2 separate regions of the Homo sapiens genome follow, and region 1 is linked to region 2. A link is a loop called in an ENCODE intact Hi-C map of the cell type or tissue named here. Cell type or tissue: MCF 10A. All regions are shown on one strand.

What was found. Hi-C counts contacts between places; a loop is a spot of excess contacts. Peaks named below come from ENCODE experiments on the same cell type or tissue, not always from the same donor. Only the 100,000 strongest peaks of a DNase experiment are listed, where the experiment ranks them.
Region 1: a loop joins it to region 2, with 5 times the contacts of the local background. A loop is called at or near these places in 7 of 110 quality-filtered maps.

What each region holds. Positions count from the first base shown.
Region 1 is chr1:220,367,511-220,375,510 of GRCh38, forward strand. No RefSeq gene overlaps it. Among named protein-coding and RNA genes, the nearest start is that of RAB3GAP2, 99 kb to the left of the region's middle. In MCF 10A, no CTCF peak of the experiment used is centred here; DNase peaks (open chromatin) are centred at 2,731 and 3,031.
Region 2 is chr1:220,523,177-220,531,176 of GRCh38, forward strand. MARK1 (microtubule affinity regulating kinase 1) reads left to right here and starts at 4,960. Exons shown (of 18, transcript NM_018650.5): 1 at 4,960-5,697. The coding sequence starts at 5,647. RefSeq lists a silencer at 5,024-5,323. In MCF 10A, a CTCF peak has its summit at 3,309; DNase peaks (open chromatin) are centred at 3,295, 4,915 and 5,285.

The DNA of each region.
Region 1 (8,000 bases), 160 kb before region 2:
AATCAACTTGAGATGAACATGAAGGACTCCCGGAAGGTTCTGTAAGTTTGGTAAGGCATTTTGTTGGGGGCAGCACTAGCCCTATAAAACATTACAAACCCACATATACCAAAAACACACTCTTGCTAGGCCTATACAATCTCAGGAGGTGTTACTAGCTGAATATTCTCACATGTGACCGCTATATCATTTTAGGGATCTGTTAAGGTTGAAATTAACTCAGCCTCCTTTGGAAATGTTTGTTTGTGGCACAAATGTCATTAAAGTAGGCAATGGAATCAAGAGTCATCTAATGCAAACTTCTTCTCTATGAAGCAATTTCTTCTACAATCTTTTCTCAGATAGAGTTTGAAGGACACCCGCTCAAATTGGGACAGGTCTCTCACTTTCTTCACAAAGTGACCCATTTCCTTATAGGATGGATGACTTTAGTCTAACATTCTCAAGGGTATTTCACAGAGGACTTGCTTCAGGAGACATTAAGAGATGAGTCATGAAAACTAAATTAATAAATAAAAGAAGAGTTTGATTCTGTGGTCAGTTAAGTTTGGGACAGCTTCTTGGAGAAATTTAAAGCATACTAACACATTAAAGGATTTGACGAATCCAGCAATGAAGAAACCTGCTTACTTTGACTAACTCTAAGATCCCCAGACTTACCCATGGCTATTAGCATTCAGCTGGAGAGTAGCCCGTGGGGAAATAATCTAGGGGAAAGCTGTCTTAATTGTTGGAAATATCCTCATTTATTGCATAAAATTAGTCTCCCTGTAACTGTCACCCACTGGTTCTACTTCCCTCAGGAGTTACTATGAATAAGTCAAATCCTTGCTCCAAAGGTCAGCCCCTTGGCTAGAAGAAGCTAACATGTTCCTCAAAGGTTCTCTGGACCAGAAAACAAAAACAAAACCCAGCTTCAGTCACTACAACTGCACCTTGTCTAAGATCACGCTATCCTCTGTAGTTTGCCCCAGCCCCCTTAATGTGGGCTGTCCAGACCTAGGCACAATTCCCCAGATGTGGTTTTACAAATGCAAAATACGTATTCTTTCCCCTTGATCTGGACACCACACTGGGGCTGGTGCAGATTGTATTTACTTTCGTAGCAGCCCTGTTAGCTGTTGTTTCTTTTTAAGTTAGTGGTCAACCAAAAGCCTCCCAGCCTTTTTCCCTTGACTGATTGCCAAACCAGTTCTCCCTCATTCTCTATTCATAGGGTGGGTGTGAGGACATACTGCTTCCTGCCTTGTCCTTTCTCAAGCTTCACAAACAAACAAGGCCACTTAATTCCTATTGGCTGGCTCAGCCCCTCTCTGTATTCTAAAACCATTTCAGACCCTGCGTGGAGAGACATCTGCAGACCCAAAATCCATCACTTGTCAGCGTTCCTCAGCCTTGTTGCTGACCTCACTCTGATTTGTCCTCTAGGGACCAAGCCTTTGGCTCTTGCTTTTTTGAGACCACATATCAAGTCCCAGAGTCACTGCCTGATTTCTTTCCTGAATACTGTCTTTCCTAGTTACTCTTGGATACCTGACTGGTGACTGCTGAAGAGCAAGCTGGGAGAGCCAGCAGCGTGCATACTTTGCCAATGCCACGTGCAGCCACCTTCTAGGCAGGCACCTTTCATCCTGTTTAGACCTCTCTGTTGCTGGCTACATATCTATCTCAACCTTTGCCTGTTTTCTTGTAGGAATCCTGCTCCCTCTCTCTGACACCTGTGGACTTCTGTTATGAATGGCAAATACATAGCACATCTGCCATCCTTCCCCTCTCCTTCATCCATCACAGATTTTGGTAATCAGCCTCAGCACTCTTTCCAATTCAGCCTGGACACTGTCTCAGATACTTCCGTAACACTGTGCTCCAGGTAGCCTTGCCCCGTCAACTGGAATTGTTATGCATGTTGAAACCTATTTGCTATCCTGGGCTATACCATTTGCCTCCAAAAAGTAGGCCTATCCTTACTGTGTTAGTATTGTTTTGGATATAACTTGTTTAGTATTTTCATAACTTCTAGCTTAATCTAGAAGGCTTTATGCATCCTGGTATTGTTCTGTCAGGACTATGCCTCTCTTTCATGTAGGTAATGGTTAAGAGCACGGGCTCTGGAGTCAGACGGTCTAGCTTCAAATCCAGATTTGGGAAATCTACCAATTGTATGACCTTGGCCAATTAACCTTGTGAACCTCAGTATTCTCATTTGTAAAATGGGTGTAATAAGAGTACCTACTAAATATAGTTGCCTTAAGGATTGAATGTGGAAATGTTTATACAGAGTTTAGCACGGTATCAGGTATACATTAAGAATTTAATGCAGCAAATATCAACTAAACACACACACACACAAATTACTTGTCCCAGCCCCACTTAAATCATCATTGAGATTGTTTGGGATTACATTATTAGAATCATATTTAAATTACTCTGAAAACTTTCACCTTCTATTAACCATGATCCCCTTTAGAACTTCCGGGCTTAGTATTTTCCTTATGTTGTCTCTGAGAGCCTGACTTCCGTTCTCCCTGCTAGGCTATCCCCAGGCGTTTCCTTCCTTGATTCATGAACTCTAAGATGACTAGATCACCAGGTCGGCCCCAAGTATTATCTGCTGTATCAGCAATTTGGCCATGTTTGAGTCCAAATAGTGATTCCTCTCTTCACTCTTTCTGCCTTCTCATTGAAGCCACCCTAAAAATAGAGAGCAGTTCCCTCAGGGCAGATAGATTTGTGCAATGTATGTGTAATGCAAACCAAATGTTAGGATCAGGCCCAGCCACTCTGGAGCCCATTTGTCAAAAACAAGCAAGACTTGAGGCACTTTCTCTAAAGCACAGTAGCCAAATCTTCCACATGGAGTCAGTTTAAGCTGAGCCAGTGGCAAGTGCTAGGAAACTGCATTATCCCAGGCTGGCTAGCTCTGTCTCTCCCTAGGTTATTTTCAGAGGTCCTGGCACTTCCAATTAAGGGGTCATTGCGAGTGCACTCACTGAGTGCATGTGAAAGGGATCATATTCCCAAGATGAGGCTGGGAGAAGGTATTAGTCAGCAGCTGTGAAAGCGGCTAGCAGGCTCACAGGGCCGGGAGCACACATTACTGTAGGATTGATCATGCCACCTACACTCTCACCTCACACCCTCTCAACACACCCACACCAGGCTCTCTTTTTTTGTCTCTGATTCTAAGAAAGGCTCAGGATTAAAGGAACACAAGCTGATTAACCAGAATCCTGGTCATTCCAGGTCCTGGGAGAGGGAGTGACAAGGTTTACTCAGAATGGCATGACATGGGCAAAGATACAGGGAAGACCAGGTCCCAGATATCAGAAACAGGACCCAGAGTGGGCACTGGTCTTTGGAAGTGAGGCAGAATTTTAGGTCCCGAGGTTGGACAAGTGGCGAGTGTGAGTGTGATTGGTTCTGACTCTTGATTAGGCAGAGATACTTTAAATCTCTCCTACTCCAGCATAGGCTCTGCAGATGGAGATAAGCCTGGGCCAGGTAAGAATCAAAAGTCCCCTGCTATGGGAATAAGAGGGGACCCCAGACTAGGAACTGGGCTGGACCTCAACTATGGCACCCTGGCCTATACCAATTCATTTTGCTATGTCTTGTTTGTGTCAGCCCCAGTGACTCTTCGAGGGCAAGGGACATTCTTAATGTTGGCTGACAGGCACCTGTCACTCTATCCCTCTCCACCTCTCCAGGTTACACTGCTGTGATTAAAAGTAGTGTGAGGCCAGGGAGTCTGAGGATTCAGGTGAATTTAACAAAGTCAGGCAGGTAGTTACCTGAGGTGACAGACAAATATGCTGAGAATCCAGGACTCGAAAAACTGAAAAGATAAGACAGATGGGGTAGGTAGAATGTGGCAAGTCCAAGGAGAATAGCAAGGCTCAGTGGTCTTAGCTATGTCTGTAAGGTTACAGTGGCCCGGAGGCTCAGGGTTCCACAGGTAGAGGGGTCTGAGGCAGTGGTCCCAGAGAGCAGGAATACAAGCAAGCCCTGATCGCAGGCAGGATGCAGTGCTCTTCTTTCATGCTCCCTTACGATTAACCACAAGGTGGTGTAGGTGGCCCTGAGTGTAGGTGGGTGTAGGTTGCCCTGGGTCCTTGGGTAAGAAATTGCCAGAAACCTGTGGGTGCACCCTGCTTCTGAAGGAATAAAGACAGAGGTTCCAGTATAGCTGGAAGGTCTCCTACAGTCAGTGTGTGACTGTTGTTGGACTAGATACAGAAGTCCTCTTGGCCATGGAACATTTTGTTTGCCCAGGCGCCAAACTAGTATATGACAGTGGATCAGTCACCTGGGGGCCCAGGGGCTTTGTTCATATTTGTAAGAGGTTGATGGAGAGGCCCTGAAGTGGTAACACAGGCTGGAGACTCTATGGACTTTGGGATTTCATCAGAAGGATCATGGGATATGGAAAGCACTAAGGAGTATCTGTGCAAAGCTTTGAACTCTCCTTTCACTGTCTTTATGTCAAGCATCACTGTTATTTAGGAGCTTTGAGATCCCCATATAAGAGTCTTTTGTCAAGTTAAAAGTTAGAAGAATAGTAATAAACACTGCTTTTGGGGAAAGTTGTGGCAATTTGAAGAGCTGCTGATAAAATAGTTGTCATCTTTCCGTTCTCTGAGCCCTATGTATTAACTGGCTACTTCAGGAAAATTTGCACCAAGTATGGAAGACAGCAATCTGAACATCAACTTCTACAATTTAAAACTTTCTGGAACTTTCTTTTCCTATCCATTTGTTGTTTAGCTAACATTGTTGGTTAGTTCCTTATACATATTTACCAGAAATAAAAGGGATCCAGAAACTTCTGAGAGGGATTATAAAGCAGGTCTGCTATCTCTCCTCTCTCCTGTAAGTTGAGAATCAGCTGAGATTTCCCAGAGGAAAATTAATTCCATTTTTGATGCTTCTGAGCAGCCATAATGCTGGAAGTGTGAGTGTGTTCATCTGAGACGAGGTCAAGCCTTGCCCCTTCTCATTTGCCCTCCTTTAATTCTTCAGCGGAGCCCAGGATTTCAGGTTCTGGCTGACAACAAGTACCCCTACTCTCCCATGCCTTGCCTCTGCTTTGAGCAAATAAACCTAAGCCGAGCTCTGCCCCGACCAAGCTTCCCCATCGGTGGCCACTTTTTCTCACCAATTTCATTTGTATAACCCCTGGCTCTCCGGAGCATGGTATTGTGCATGGGGCTAGTGATGCTTGTAGACCAAGGCTGAGCTGCTTTTGTTATTTACATTCAACTGAACAACCACTTAACAATAATTCATCTCTGGGTTTAGTGAAACGATTAAAATGGGGTCATTGTCCTCATGGAGCTCATGACCTGACCCCTGTTGATAGCATCTGTGGCTCTGGCCACAGGAAGGTGCATAATGGTGCTATCCCTGGGCTGCCACTGGATGTGTTCTGTGACCTCCTTTGCTGGCACTCCTGGAGTCAGAGGTACCATGTGTAACTTTCTGTCAACACAGCCTCACCCATGAGAACACTAACACCACCTGACCTTGCGGTTACTTTGTTCCAGGCTTTCTCCTCCTTCTTCTAGGGTTCGAGCTTTCTCAATCTTTATCCAGGGCCTCAGCTCTTGAATAGCCCCTGTGGGAAGCTCCTTTCTGTGTTAGCAGGCAGCTCACTTTCTCTTGGAATATGTTGGCAGAAGAAGGGTTTAGCAAGTAGGAGGGAACCCTCGTCATGTTACTACATTTCTGTGTCCATGATGTGACTTGAAATATTAATCCAATTTGTTGTGCAGGAACCCTGGATAGCAACTCCTAATCTTGCCTGAATTTCAGTAAAATGTGGGGGAACCCAGTGATCCCATATAGATTGATGGCAAAGAGCTTATCAGGTAATTTCCTAATATCCAGGCACTGGCCCATTGTCACTTAGCATCTAATCTGTTCCTTGCTCCCAGGATTCAAGGAAATATTCCTGATGATATCTCTATTTTCTCTTCCTCCAGATGGGCAGTCCTCTTCAAAAAGCTCATAAGCAGTTCTGGCTCACAGGTGTCTTAAAATTGTAGCATTGCCGAGTTAGCAAAGAGTTAGAAACATTTATATGCCTATCTATAGGAACATCCTTGTCTTAGTCCATTTTGTACTGCTATTACAGAATGCCACAGACAGGGTAATTTATTATGAACAGAAATATATTGGCTTATGGTTCTGGAGGCTGGAAAGTTCAAGATCAAGGGGCCAGTATCTGGAGAGGGCTTCTCTTGCTACATCATCCCATGGTGAAAGGGCAAGAGAGGGCAAGAGAAAGATTGAGAAGAGGGCCAAATTTATTTTTTATAAGGAAACTACTCCAGCAATAGCAACATTAAATTCATTCATAAGAGCAAAGCCCTCATGAACTAATCATGTTTTAAAGGTTCCACCCCTTTATACTTTTACAATGGTGATTGAGTTTTCAACACAAGCTTTTTGGGGTACAGATTCAAACCATTGCAATGGTTAAATTCAAAACAACCTATAAAATGATATGCAGCGATTTCAAAGAGTGAAGTAGATCTATAGACACTGATGTGGAAAGACATTATGGTTATGTTGTTAAAAGTAAACAAAGTTTTATAACAGTTTATAGTATGATCCCATTTTGAGAAAGTTCTGTATATCAAACTGTAATTCAAATATACATCAAACTCTATAATGCAGTGATTATTTCTGTAAGAGAGATGAGTTTACTGGAGACAAGCATTCTGCTTGGCGTATATTGCTGTATTGATTGAGTTTTATAAGCATGTGTTAGCTTTATGATAAAAAACTCAACACATCTGAAATTATGTCAAAATATGGTGTGTTCTCATTTCATTAAATGAATAAATGAATAAGCTATGGTTCATACATAGAAATATTCCTTCCATATACAGAGAAGAGGTCTCTGAAAAACCAGTGAAAACTGGGCATGTTGAGTTGTTGTATCAGTTAGGGTTTTTGGGTGAAAGTAACAAAGACCCACCTTAAATGAGAAACAGGAATGTATTGGGAGAAAACTGAAGGAAGGGTTGAGCAACCTGGCCTCAGGGAGAACTGGACTGAGGTCAGTTGCTGGGATCTCAGTATAGGAGCCCACAGACCATCACTATGTGTCTAGGGTAGTAGGAACCATGGGACACAACCACTGCATGACTCAGCAGCAACAGCATAGAAGTTCTGTGTCTCTGATTAGGATCCAAATTCCCAGGAAAGAGAATCTGCTTGGCCAAGATTGGATATTTCCACCCTGTTAACCCAGGTGGGTGAAGAGGACTGTGATGTGTGGCCCGCCATGGGACTTCACGCATCAGAAAGGGAGTTCCACTGAGGAAAGGGCTGCTGTTTCCTTAAGGTGAGATGAGATGTAGAGCAGATAAAAATCAACAGATTTCTACTGTAATTACTATTTTGAGCAATGGCATAAAGTTGTACTGAATCAGCCATATTCTCTTGCCTGTTGTGACCCATAGCAAGTATTTTTGACAGAAAAATGAATAGAGAATAGTAATAATATCATCCATGACAAAATGATATAACTGATGTCAATTAGCTCATGAGACTTAGAGCCACGACATTGGCATCATTAATGTTGTGCTTGAACTGATCTAGTTAATCATCCATGGATAATATGCCCCACTCACATGCTCCCTGGTGGTCCCTGCTCCCCACAGGTCTAGCGGAACAGGGCAGTGCTCTAACACTGGTGTCAAGCTGGTGAGAGGCTACCTCCCAGGGTTTCCTTCTGACCATTTAATGTCAGGCAGTGCTCAGGAGTATGAAAGAAATCAGGCAATTTTCACAGCTATAAAGTAATGGGGTCAGACCACACGATCTGCAAATTCTTACCCAGCTCTGACGATCATGTTTAATTCCTCAAAAAGTTGTCAGGCTCATGAATCAGAGCTGTATTAAAAGTAAAATGCCATTCAGCATATCAGCCTCAGATTTGTTTTGGAGTTTGATGCAATTTTATATTCACATTTTGCTGACTTTTTAGATCA
Region 2 (8,000 bases):
ATGTATGGATAAAAATGAATAATTACAGTAAAATCACAGAGCAGTAAAATTAGTGGCACTATGGTAATCTGTAGGAGACAGAATAGAGTCACTTTGCTACCCAGTCAATAACATTTACTGGGAAGATACTTTGCATACTATGTAAACTCTTATATCCCCCAGTTGTAGACTTTAATTATCCTCCTATATTTTCAATTCTCCTATATTTTCAATGATGCTTCTTAGAAATTTAAAAGAATGTGAAAGTTCAGGAGAACATACAAGTCAATAAAAGTCATTTAGGAAATTGGGCATCTACTAATTGCTAAGCACTGTGCTAGGTTCTAGGCAAAAATAAATAAGACATATTCCCTTCCTTTTCCTAGTGCACAGGTGGATAGGGGACCAGCCAGGTACACAGTGCAAGGAGAGCAACAGTAGAGGTATGTCCAAGGTACAGAGGTAGTGCACAGGGAGTGATTAATTAACTGTGGGTGTGGGGAGAAACAGTGGTGTCAGGATAGGTTTCTAAAGGAAGGTTTTTAAAGACCAACTCTGAGGCCATCAGGCAGAAAAGAGGAGAGGACATTCCAGGAAGACAGAACAGATGACACAAATGCACGGAGGAGTCAAGCAATATGGTGTGTTCGGGGAATTCCAAGAAAACGAACATCGCTGAACCTACAGTGCTTGTGGGAAACAGAAGAGTAAACAACTCTTGGAGGTTATGTTTGTGAGGTGTGGAGTGGCATAACCAAAAAAAGCATTGAGCTGACCCTTGCTGGGTCTGACAGTTTATGTATATGCTGATGGCTATGAAGACAAGTATAAGTTAAATTATCACAAGGACTTTTCAGTCCTTCTATGACAATATATACAATGTAAAAGGCAACAGCTTTAAGCAGTTTTAAAAATACGATATATCGTTTCTTTTGAGGATCTTGTCCATTTCAGTGATTCTATATTTTAAGTAGTGAATGTTGACACAATAAAAATTCACCTTGCCAGACAGGCAGGCAATCAGGACCCAGTTTATTTGTGACAAGGACTGATTATTCTTTCCTGATGGACATTAACCTTGTTTCTCTTTAGCTGAGACTGCTCTTTGTTACCTTACCGAACTGTCTATCCTGTAGTTTTCCTGTGTGGCTAAATGAAAGATTGTAAATAGCCTTGTAGTACCTAAAACAAAGTATGCAAATAATTATTGACTGGCCAAGTCTATCAGACATTGGATACATCTAAAGCACATGATATAAAGACATGTGCAGTTTTAAGAGTTTACTATTAATCTGCTGAATCTGTCACATTTGATAAATTCTTTGTTTACAAATGACTGCAATCTGTTAATGCTCATTTGTATGAATTCAACATGTTTTCCACTTTGCTCTTTAAAAAGAATGCGTAAGACTGACTGCCGCTAACTATTAGGTGAAGAATATTCCCCTAGAACAGCACAGCATGGCATGTGGTAGAATGGTGCCCAACAAGCATTTATTGGGTGCCACTCTACCACAGAATGAATTATTAATAGCTTATAATCAAGGCCTTTGATTCTTAAGCAACTAAGCCTTTTTATTCTCAGCTTTGACCATATGGAGAAGTACTGTCCAACAGAGAGATAATGTAATGTAAACCACATATGTAAGTTTATATTTTTTAGGATCTGCATTTGAAAAAGTAAAAAAGAAACAGTTGAAAATGATTTAATAATATATTTTATTTAACCTAATATATTAAAATATTGGCATTTCAATATGAAATGGTTATAATATTTATAAAGAGACATCTTACTCTCTTTTTTTTCCTACTATTTGAAAATGTGGTGTGCATTTTATATTTATAGCACATCCCAATTCAGGTAATACATTTCCATGAGAAATACTTAATCGGTATATAGATTTCAGAAAATTTACAGTTGAAAAAGTAGATTCATATACTTAACATACTTTCAAACATAACACAATTTTTTCAGTCACTGAATCAAATCGGTTTTTAAGTGTAAATTATTTGAAATTGAGTCAAATTAAAAATTCAAGCAACATGTCAAGAGCTCAGTAGTCACATGTAACTGGTACTGGACCCGGTAGTTCTAAAAAATTCTACTCCATAGGGCTGACGGTAGGCAATGCTCTTTTCCCACTTTTCACTGTAGGTTTAGCACCTTTTAGATCTTTATTTCCCTTTTGTTTTGTCAGTACTTCAATTTTCTTCCAAAACTTTCATTACCCTAACACATTAAGTTAGGAACCTGTGAATTGAACATGCCACATTTGGTTAATAACCCAAAAAAAAATTACTCAAAGCCTTAAAATATTCCCTTTGTCATTTCTCCATAGTCACAGACACAGAAGCTATATATAGTAACACAAAAAAATTTTGCTCATGAGCATTTTCATTTCTAAGGACTAGGGTTAAACAGTATTGACTCCATCACAATAATGCCTCATGTCATTTTTTTTTCCTCTCCCATGTTTAAGGATCTACTAATGCCATTTTAAGGGGAGAAGAGCTCATATAGGGACAGACAGTATTTCCTTTTGAAAAACATAGTGACTTTTTTTTTAACCTGGGCAAAGTGCATTTTCACTTAGTTTTCACTACATACCAAGCTTAAAATTGTTAGGTATTAATAAGGATTATTTGAATGGCATTTTCTTTTGGATAGAATTGTTCTATCCAAAAAAACAATTTGGCTAGCTAGAATTATGGATTCGAGCTACCTAGTAATGACTCTCTTTGAATGTAGTTTCACTGTTAGAAGTGTTCTTGGGGATTGACTTAAACAATAAATATCCCTTCCTATTATTATGTGATATTCCGTAAATTTCAATATGTGAAATAGTGAGCATTGTGTAGCAAATATAGCTAAGGGATTTGTCCATGGCTTTTAACAGACACTTTAAAATCTGTGGAAGCCACTGTGCCAGAATCTGGGGCTCTCCTTTAAGCTCTGTCTCGAATTAGCCATTATATCTTATGGGGTGAACCTATGGTTTTTGTGACTGGTGCAAGATTGAACAGCACCACATATTTCAGTTATCTTCTTCTGTATCTTATTAACCTGGTGCATCTGTGATCTTGAACAAGTTAACTTAGTGGAATTTTGTAAAATGGAAATAAATATGCCTGTCAGGGTCACCACGATTATAAAGATAGAAAAATATGTGAGTATACTTTAAAGAGCAAAATACATACTACCAGCTGAAGGAATGATTCATATTCCAATGGGGCTGAACGCCTTTTCACAGCTACTTGTTTATTGCTAGGTTAACTCAGGTACTATTGCAACACTAGGTACCCTTGTGTGGCTGCAGCAGTCAGTGATGCCGCTGACACTGTGATGGCAGCCCCTACAGGCAGCCGTCGCAATAGTTAACCAGAAAATAACCAGAAAAATACAGGATTATGCCCTTGCAACTTCAATGTATCTTGGTGATTCAGGATTTTCTGCAGAGGGCACGTAAATGCTTGACATTCTCAGTAACACATCATAGTTCAGGAGGCAGCATTGCAGTTCCGCTGCCTAAATTCTGTTTGAGAAGTGGTGATGACCACCAAAGGGATCTTGTTTTTTTTTTTTTTTTCATTTGCTTTGTGAAATTGGTAAGTGGTTACAAGAGAAAATGCTAAAGAAATAAGTACACAGATGGTGTTCTAGAAGTGAATATAGACTGGGTGAGAATTGCTTCTTTCCTCAAAGGATTTTTGTGTTTGCTATTTTCAGGTCTTTTGGACCCATGCTTCAAGGGTCAAGTGTTAACTTTTCAGAAACAACCTTTAATGAGTCAGGATAAAAACCATCTGGTTCAGGGATTCTTCTTTCAAATGGAGGAAATTCAGAAGAGACGAGAAATTTCCCACCATTATAAGAATTCCACTGGAGGCATACTGAAGCAGCTCAGAAAATCAATGTATCCGCTCCTATCTTTCATTCCTTTTGTCTTCCTGCCCATCCATGAAAGGAAGTGAAAAAGAAATGTTGCAAAGAAGAATAGAGAGACGATAAGGTTTTCGTTCTACAGGCTGAATGTGCAAAATGTAAGCTCTCAAATGAGATTAAAAAAAAATGCAGCCTTGCTTATAAAAGGCGAATGGGTCCTGGACAATGCACTACAGACGCGGGTGCCTACAGGATGTCTTGAGGCAGGTGGGTGGAAGTGTGAGGAAGCCACCTGGAAGAGGGAGGACAGGGCCCAAATCAGACACAGCTCTCCATCCTCCCTAAACAGGCTCGCCTAAGTGACACTTCCTTGTGTCCCAGGAAGTGACGATCAGCCAGTGTAGATGTTGTGACTCGCGGGTCTCACCCACTCCGAGGGTGCTGCAGGGCGCCCAGAGCGAGACGTCTTCCGCCGGCCCCATTCCCGAAGAGGCCGCGCCGTCGGGGGCTGAGACCCACTTGTACTGAGTCTCCAGCCGCCTCCCTAGGCTGCTGGCGCTTCTAGGGGCTTCTGTGCTTTTTGCCAAACTCTGAGGGTGACCCTGAACCTAACGGCTCCCTAGAGAAGGAGACTGACAGAGGGCTCAGGCGAGGATAGGGATTGAGAAAGCGTGGAAACGGGGGAGGAGGAGTAGAATTTAAGAATGGTAAAAGTCCCGAGGTAGGAGAAAAGGAGGGGTAGGATCCAGGGTAGGATTGAATCCAATTCTTCTCCAATGAAACGGACAAACAAACAAACAAACAAACAAAAACAGAAAGAAAGAAAAAGAAAAAAAAAAGCCACTGATTCACATCAGCTCTCTCTCACCCTCAACCCGGCAAAAACCAAACACGAATAAAAATAAAACCACCAGAGGCTCTTAGACGACCGTAAACTCTGCGGGTGGGGCACGAAACAAAAATAAACACAGGGACAGGCGGGCAAGAGAGCGCGGGAGGAGGAGGAGGAGAAAAAGGAGGAGGAGGAGGAGGAGGAGGCGGCCCCGCATCCCTAATGAGGGAATGAATGGAGAGGCCCCCTCGGCTGGCGCCCGCCCACCCGGCGGCGGCCGCCAAGTGCCTCTGGGCGCTGCGTGCCGCGCCCGCTGCTCCGCGCGCAGCCGGCTCGGGCCGCTCCTCCTGACTGAGGCGCGGCGGCGGCGGTGGCTGTGACCGCGCGGACCGAGCCGAGACATTCGCGCCGGGGGATCGGGCGCCGCCGCCGCTGGGCCCCGGGCGCGTGGATGCGGCTGGGTCGGGCGGCGCCGTACACCTGAGGCGGAGAACGGGGCGCGGCGCGGGTGACGCTGTCAGGGCCGCGGTTCCTGACGCCCAGGCGCTCGCCAGGACGAGCCAGGCAGTGATTTGAGGCACCGGCTTCACCTTCACCCATGGTCCGGAGAGCCTAGCGGGGCTCGCCACCGCCTCCCGGCTCCCCTTCCACGCCTCATCCTGCCAGCCTCGCCGCCCCGCCAGCGCCGGGCAACCGCCTCGCCCGAAGCCCTCCCTCGTTACTGTCCGCATACCCCGGCGGCGCCGCCGCGGGAAGCGGCTCCCCCTCCTCTTCCTCCGCGTCCTCTTCCCTCTTTCCCCCGCCGGGGCCGCTTGTTGCACCGCCCCGCGGCCTGCGGGAGCCGCTCGCCCCGGCCTTGTGCTCGCGTCCGCACCCCTTTCCTGTCGCCCCCCGGGGCCCGCACCACAGCCCGGCCGGCGAGACCCCGGCCAGACCCCGCTGCCCGCACAAAATGTCGGCCCGGACGCCATTGCCGACGGTGAACGAGCGGGACACGGAAAATGTGAGTAACCGGAGCCTCCCTCGGGAGCAGTGGGGGCGAGACCCTCCTCTGATCCCCACTTCACCCGCGCTTGGGCCGTCCCCCGTGCCTCGGCGCGGCCACCCGCGGCAGGGTCTCCACCTGGAGCCCGGCGTGACCCTCACCCACTGCTCAGCCCTATTCTTCATTCCAACCCCATTTCGCTTGTTTCCCCTCAAGGGTGAGGGTAGGGAACCGTAAGTGGCGCCCTCTCGCTCGGAGGTGGTCCTCCAGGGGCGGATGGGGTGATGGAGGGCAGAGAAGCAGAATGGGATGGCAGAGTGGGCAGTCAGGATTGCTTTATTTCTACCTCTGCATTCTGTGCCCCCACCCGAATGAATGCTTGCTTTACAATAGCAGACGAGCCGGCTACCTCTCACACTCTTGCTTTTCTGGATCTTTCAATCCTTTGCACTCTCCCCTCCTCCCCCCGCATTGCCCCATGACTTTGCTTTTTGTAACATTGTGTCCACATTTTGGGTCATGGGCACCAAAGCGAGAAGGATGGGAATGGAAGTGGAGATGTGTGCGTGTTTGTGTATGAGTTTATACTGCTGTGACACTCTTAGTAGGGATGAGTAGAAGAATTTCACGAACAGCATCTATGGCCCTGGGGTTACAGCAAAATGTTGAAAAGCCACATGAAGCCAAGGGCTTTTTAATCTCTTCCTTAAGTCAGTGATAATGATGCAGGGCAGGTTTTACTTTAAATATCTCTCCTCCTTGGAGTGTCACAAGGTGCACATCTTTAAAGGAGGGATTTTCTGTGTCTTTGATCAGATTGCCCTCTGGAGCTGTTATCAAGATGCAGATGTGCCGGGCTTTTAAACTCTTGAAAAACGAAAAGAACAAGATCCCTTGTATTTCCACCTTCTGAAAAGTACAGTTGTGTGTGTGTGTGCAAGTTCCTTTGTGGGAAGGTTTTCTTGTTTTTGTTTTTGTTTAAAACACTCAAGACCTGTAAATAGGGCTTGGCTGATTTTCCGACTGATTTTAAGGACCTAGAGGGGTACTAAGTTTTGGTCAGCTGTCCAGAGCTCTCTGTCTAGTTATCTCATCAGCCGTCCAGCTTTTGATATACCACTGACTTCATGGGGTTGGTAAAATAAAATAACGAAGCGCTTTGGTGTTCTTAGACAAAAGGCATGAGAGAAAGGATACAAGCTCACTTCTGAGTTGTTGGAGGGGTATAAACAGATGATTTCATCTTAGGAGGGAAGCACAGAAATTTAATATAACTATACAAAGAGAGAAGAAATTCTACTAAGAGACCATTGTTAGAGGACCTGTGAAGATGTTTCAGAGTATGCTTTTGTCTTCCCTAGCGCCGTGCATTTAAATGGGAAAGATAGTGTAAGGCTGCTGCTATCATAAATTAGAACTTCATTTGCATCATAACTATTTTAGAAAATATAATTGATACATAATTTTGATTGAGAGATTGAACAAGTTCAGAGAAAAAGATGGATATTTTGGTTTGAGTTGGTTTTAAAGCCGAGTTGGCACAGAATTTTTCTAACAGGAACATTAAAAAAATGCCTGTCATTCAAGAGTGTGAATGAAAAGTATGACAGATGATAACCTTTGTTTTTATTAGCAAATTACTGTATGTGTTAACCCAGGAGGAGTGGAAAAATACATTGTTTTTATTTTCTTTTAGATTTTGAATAGTATAGCTTTTCTCATACTTGTATGAATAAGGTACTTCATAAAGACATGAGATATAATTATAGAAATATGCATTAAGGAATAGCACAAAATGCAGCTTCTCATGTAAGAACACACAAAAAAGGATTTTAAAGCTAAGCAATAATAGTATGATAAATTTTGTTGTGAGTACCTTCTGAAAATGATTATGCTGTATAAACTGATTTGCTGTTTCTGAACATGTTATTTCAAAGTCACTTTTATGGTCTTGTGCCTTATTGTGTTGTACATAATGATATCTCCATTTAGCTTACTTTACCCACACCTTATTTTCTCCTAATTGCTGTGGAAAATATCTATTATATGACACCTGTCAATTAATAAGTATGCACTCAGCATGTTCATTTTTTAGGTAAAGGGTTGGGAAGGGGATATAGAAGTAGTGTTTAAGATAAAGTCTCTCCCTGCAAGGAGCTTACAGAAGAGATAATAATCCCAAACAAGTAATGTATGGTAGAAGACATTGTGTAAATAGGGCTAAATTGGTTTATAGGTGTTATAGGTGTTTATCAAAGAGGCCACCACTGATGGCTACGAAATCACCATTGGTGACTCTCTTTATTCTCTAGTTGGTAGTA